Regions from separate parts of the Homo sapiens genome. Here region 2 is linked to region 1. A link is an interaction called in ENCODE POLR2A ChIA-PET data of the cell type or tissue named here. Cell type or tissue: MCF 10A. All regions are shown on one strand. Links, peaks and the distances in the headings refer to the core of each region. The heading gives the core; the rest is flanking DNA. Region 1 has its middle 11 kb from the start of ALPK2. Region 2 overlaps MALT1 (MALT1 paracaspase).

Region 1 (2,915 bases), core at 293-2,792:
TGCCCATTATCTCTCCATACCACTCCCCAAAATTTTCGCTGCCCCAACACTTAAGGACTATTTTGTTTTATTTTTCTTATTAATATAAAAAGACAGGAATGTCAGGCCTTTGAGCCCAAGCCTGCACATATACATCCTGATGGCCTGAAGCAACTGAAGTGAAAATGGCTGGTTCCTCACTTAACTGATGACATTACCTTGTGAAATTCCTTCTCCTGGCTCAGAAGCTCCCCCACTGAGCACCTTGTGACCCCTGTCCCTGCCTGCCAGAGAACAACCCCTTTGACTGTAATTTTCCACTGTCTACCCAAATCCTGCAAAACTGCTCCACTCCTATCTCCCTTTGCTGATTCCTTTTTCGGACTCAGCCCGCCTGCACCCAGGTGAAATAAACAGCTTTATTGCTCACACAAAGTCTGTTTGGTGGTCTCTTCACATGAACGTGCGTGACACTCTTCGAGATTTTTTTCTGGGACTGACATTAATTTTTACATGAATTCCTCTCATATAAATACCTGTATTTCCCTGTCTATGAGTAATCCTACACTTACACATTTTCTGATGAAGCGTACTATCACATCTGCCCTCAGGACCAACTCTATAATTGACAGGGCCCATGGCACAGTAAAAATGCAAGGCCTCTTGTCTAAAAATGTGTAACTTCAAGATGGTAACAACAGAACATTTAAAAAGCACAGAATCTTTGTAAATAAGGGGCCCTGTGTGTCTGTACAGGTCACGGGAATGCATGCTTTCCATTAATTATATTTCATCCATACTAAACTATTTTTGCAGTTCTCTTAAACAAGCCAAGTTTTTACTCATCACTTTGCACAAGCTGTTGTTTTTATCCGAATATTCTTCCATAGACCCTGCATCCTCCTCCCTGACGCTTCTGCCCATCCATCAAAAACCCTCAGATGTCATTTCCATGAGGCATTCTTTGTTCCAATCCTGGTAAGTGTCCCTTCCCTAGCTCCCTTGGCTACCTGGGCATATCTCCCTAAGGGCAGGAATTTTGTCTCTGCAAATCTGCTTGCCCAGCCCCTATCATAGTGCCAATTACCAACCGTTAGTGGATACTTCCTACATAGCAAGTACGGTGTTAGGAATGTGCATAAGTAGCTCACTTAATCCTCACATAACCCAAGGAAGGAGCTGTAATCATTCTCTTTTAACAAAGGAGACTCTGGGAGATAAAACACGTCCAGGTTCACACATCTTGGGGCAGAGGTGCTAATAAGAGTGAGCTGAAGTTAATATTATTTATTCTCACTAGTAGCCTAAACCATGATAGATTAGTAAGCCTACATTTGAAACAGCATGGTGTAAACAAACCCCAGAAAACAGGTAACTTCGCTGATCAGACTGCTTCCTTTATTTAAATAGTACGAGAGTACATTTGCATATTAAACAGGGTGGTTTTTACTGCCCCACTCCTTTAGTGATGATGGTTGAAACTCAGAATCAACCTTTGAGTTTCATTGCTTTGAGGTAAATGTTTGCTCTCTTTGGGCATTCTCTTTAAAATGCAAATGTTCTCCAATGTTAAAGCATTAAATTCCTAACAGTATATTGAGTATGAATTTTTCACAGACTTTTACTCTAGCCTAAAGCAGACTGGAAAAATACTGGGCAGAAAATGATTACACAATCTGGTGAAATGTGGTTGATTGTCTATAAATGTCTTAAAGTAGTGATTCATGGTGTACTGTTCACTGGGAGCTTATTTAAACTGTTGATTTGTGGCCCTGTATTCAGATCCGCTGAATGAGAGTCTCTGGGTCCTTAAAATCTGCATCTGAATGAGAGCCTCGGGTGATTCTGACGCATAGTAAAGTTCAAAGCTAACTGCTTTAAGGTCTATTAAGCTTACAATAAGATGAGATGAAAATATCCTGCAGTCTATGTTTTGTTCTTCTCACTACTTTTATACTGATATGAAAATTATAGGGGAAAATGGTCCCACAATATTACATGGTCAGGGCAGAGGAAATATTGAAAATGGGGAGAAAAGGAGATTGAAAGAAAAGGCCTAGGAAATGACACTTCAAAAATTCAGTTTTTGGCCGGGTGCAGTGGCTCATGCCTATAATCCCAGCACTTTGGGAGGCTGAGGCAGGAGGATCGCTTGAGCTCAGGAGTTTAAGACAAGCCTAGGCAACATGCTGAAACCCCATCTCTACAAAAAATACAAAAATTAGCTCAGTGTGGTGGTGTGCATCTGTAGTTCCAGCTACTAGGAAGGCTGAGGTGGGAGGATGGCTTGACCCCAGGAGTTGGAGGTTGCAGTGAGCAAAGACCATGCCACTACACTCTAGCCTGGGCAACAGAGCCAGACCCAGCCTCAAAAAAAAATTTTTTTTTTTTTTTTTAGTTTTTCCTGGGGCTGGTGCTGTACCTGTTAAGGCTTCTTAGAATAACTAGGATTGATCTTACATTCCACCTTAATCAGTGCCATTTGCTAAGTTAGTCTTTTGAGAGCGAATGAGCATATACTGCAGTGAGAAGACCGTGTATCTAAGAGCCATCCATTCATTCACTCAAGGACTGTCATTTGAGCCAGTGCAAGCCAAACACTACACTAACTGCTGGAGATAGAAGGGTGAGCAAACATCTCATAAGACTTACAGACTGGTTGGAGAGAGAGGCAACAAAATTAGACATTGATATTGATATTTGTCTTCAAAACTTTAGGAGTAATAGAATAAATTGCTATGTTAATGACAAAAACGGAAAGCGAGTTTGTTATTGCATTTCAGCTTTATGATATGGGGAAAAGTGAAAATGGGGACTTATGGGGTTTGAGACTTTTTTTTTCTTTTCAGCCAAGCAATGGGTAAGAAAGCATTGTGGCACAAGTAATGAATTCATCAGCAATGTAAATGGTTCTCTGAACACCAGGAATTAATCTG
Region 2 (2,915 bases), core at 244-2,743, 87 kb before region 1:
TTGTTGTTGTTTTTAAATTCCATCTCTAGTACTGCTTATTTATTTAGTTAACCATCCCATTACTCAAGGATAGAGAAGAAAATAGGTATTTTTTAAACAAATGTCAAAGAACTTACTGTACTTAGAAATACAATTCTGCAAATTAGATCTTTAGGGAGTTTTATTTCTTGGGAGGATGATTCAAGAATATAGTCACAGATATTTATTTTTGTCTACAGAGAAAATAATCATTTAAATGAAAAACTTTTCCACTCAACTGAATATGCACTCCACTTAGCACAGTGAGTGGCTGATGAGCACAACACCCGCCACCCCAGCAGGCTTACACGGCACTTACTATGTGCCAGGCACGGTTCCAAGAAAGGTCACTAGTTACATTGCCTCACACAATCCTCACAACAAAGTAGGTAATATTAACATCCCTCTTTTACAGATGGGAAAACTGAGACATGAAGAGGTTTAAAAGCTCACCCAAACTGAAATGCCTAGTAAGTGACAGAACCAAAATACAGATGCAGGCCAGCCTCGCTACTGTGCTATATGATACTGTCTCTATAATCTACTGCTGGCTTTTTAGGTAACTCGACTCTCAGACAACGTAAAATGTCAGTGCACTGGCTTTTCACTGTTTTACTACACTACAGCTTTAAACCCCCTGACTTTTTTTCCTCAAAAAAAAAAAAAACAAAAAAAAAAACACAAAAAACCTTTGGCAGGCTGGGTGCAGTGGCTCACGCCTGGCCTTTTGGGAGGCCAAGGTGGGTGGATCACAAGGTCAGGAGATAGAGCGAGACCATCCTGGCTAACACAGTGAAGCCTGTCTCTACTAAAAATACAAAAAATTAGCCAGGCGTTGGTGGCATGTGCCTGTAATCCCAGCTACTCTGGGGGCTCAGGCAGGAGAACTGCTTGAACCCAGGAGGCAGAGGTTGCCGTGAGCCGAGATTGCGCCACCGCACTCCAGCCTGGGCGACAGAGCAAGACTCCATCCGTATCAAAAAACAAAACAAACAAAAACCCAAAACCAAAAAAAAAACCCAAAAAACCTTAGGTAGACCCTTAATACACAGAAACTGATTAAAGCTGGGTTTCTCTCATTGAGGCCTGAAATAGAATGCTACCTAGTCCAAATCCCCAATCTAAAGATGAAAAAGTGCTTGAATGTCTTTAATAAATTGACAGGAAACGACAACAATAATAGGTACAATATTTTGAGCATTTTTAGTGTGCCAGGCACAGGGATAATTATTTTATCTTATCCTGTAAACCTCATTAATTTAGTTCTATCCATTTTGTAGATTCCTTTTGGCTTAGAAAAGTTAAAGAACCACAGTCACACAGCTAAGTCAGCAGAAAGCCAAAGCTTTGAACCCAGGCTAGCTATGCTAAGGCCCACTGCTTAACCACTGAGCTATGTGAACTGAACAGCTGCTCCGCTGCAGGCCGAATAACACTTTTGCCATATTCCGACAAGACTCCTTTACCGTTCTTCTACACGAAAGCACAACTAAGCTGCAGCAAGCGATGAACACAGAAAGGCTATGCAGGGATAGATCTCAGGCCAAAGGGTTACTTTTTATCCTGGCCATCTATACAACATAACTAGAAATCTTTCTCCTTATTTATCTTTAAGGACATGTATTTTTGTATTTTTAAGGACAGTTATTTCTGGTTTTGGTTTCTGTTTTTTATGTTTACATATGTTTAAAACTGAATTATTGTCTGTTCTGTTGCAACTTTTATTTCTTCTACAAACCTGCGTGCAATATAATATAAAAGGGCATGAACTCGAGTTCCTCTGTTCTCCGTATCTAGCTGTTCATGCTGAAATTCCTGTGACTCTGCCTTCCATCTTCCCCCACAGCCCTCAAGCACTGAGTCCCCTGGTAATATCAACTAGCGGTAAAGGCATAGTCCAAAAGAAAAACTAAAGGTTTCTTTATGATATGCCCTAAACCCTCAAGCCTCTACCACACTTACATTTAGTGTAGATGTGTCTGATGTTTGGAATATTCACAATACTTCAAAATATAATGCAGCCACCCTGTTAAGACACGAATCAGTAGGATTTAAAAGTTTTCTAGCTTTCTTAAGCTGACATTTTGCTTTAACATGCCTCTTTATTTTGTACTCCAAGATGACGTTTTTATATTGGGGCAAAGCTTCAGCCTAAACTGCAGTCTTGTCACAATTTTTAATATTTCTGGTTCTCTACTTCACAGGGGCAACTAAAGGATCTGTTTTTGTTATTTTGAGATGGAGTCTCGCTTTGTTGCCCAGGCTGGAGTGCAGTGGCATGATCTTGGCTCACTGCAACCTCCCCCTCCCAAGTTCAAGTGATTCTCCTGCCTCAGCTTCCCAAGTAGCTGGGATTACAGGTGCCCACCATCACGCTGGGCTAATTTTTGTACTTTTAGTAGAGACGGGGTTTCACCATGTTGGCCAGGCTGGTCTCGAACTCCTGACCTTAGGTGATCTGCCCGCCTTGGCCTCCCAAAGTGCTGGGATTACAGGTGTGAGCCGCCATGCCCTGGCCACAGGATTTGGTTTTAAAAGTCAAACAAAGGGCTTAAAAGCCAAGGTGAAAATATCAATAAGAAATGAGAATAAACAACCAAGGTAGTAATTCTTCATATGATTCCCTCAATCTTTAAATACTTCACCAATACAGAAACCTAAACTGATCAATATTTTTTCCTTACACCTCATCACTTCTAGTGAAGTTTTGGAAGCCTTTTCCTTTTTATGTCACGTAGGCACCTTAAAAGCTGAGATCAATTGTATAATATAAAAACAAACAACACCCCTGATGCCAGATTGAAAATACAGGTTGAGTATCCTTTATCCGAAAGACTTGGGACCAGAAGTGTTTCAGATTTTTTTTTTCCAGATTTTGGAATATTTACGTATACATA

What was found. ChIA-PET counts read pairs that join two places held together with the same protein. Peaks named below come from ENCODE experiments on the same cell type or tissue, not always from the same donor. Only the 100,000 strongest peaks of a DNase experiment are listed, where the experiment ranks them.
Region 2: POLR2A ChIA-PET joins it to region 1 with 6 read pairs; 3 of 35 experiments call an interaction of 5 or more read pairs at or near these places.

The regions. Positions count from the first base shown.
Region 1 is chr18:58,638,759-58,641,673 of GRCh38, reverse strand. No RefSeq gene overlaps it. Among named protein-coding and RNA genes, the nearest start is that of ALPK2, 11 kb to the right of the region's middle. In MCF 10A, for the core only: no CTCF peak of the experiment used is centred there; a DNase peak (open chromatin) is centred at 1,713.
Region 2 is chr18:58,725,399-58,728,313 of GRCh38, reverse strand. The region is part of intron 10 of MALT1 (MALT1 paracaspase); the gene reads right to left. All of the region lies in intron 1 of LOC105372146 (a long non-coding RNA gene), which reads left to right. Among named protein-coding and RNA genes, the nearest start is that of MALT1-AS1, 55 kb to the right of the region's middle. In MCF 10A, for the core only: no CTCF peak of the experiment used is centred there; no DNase peak of the experiment used is centred there.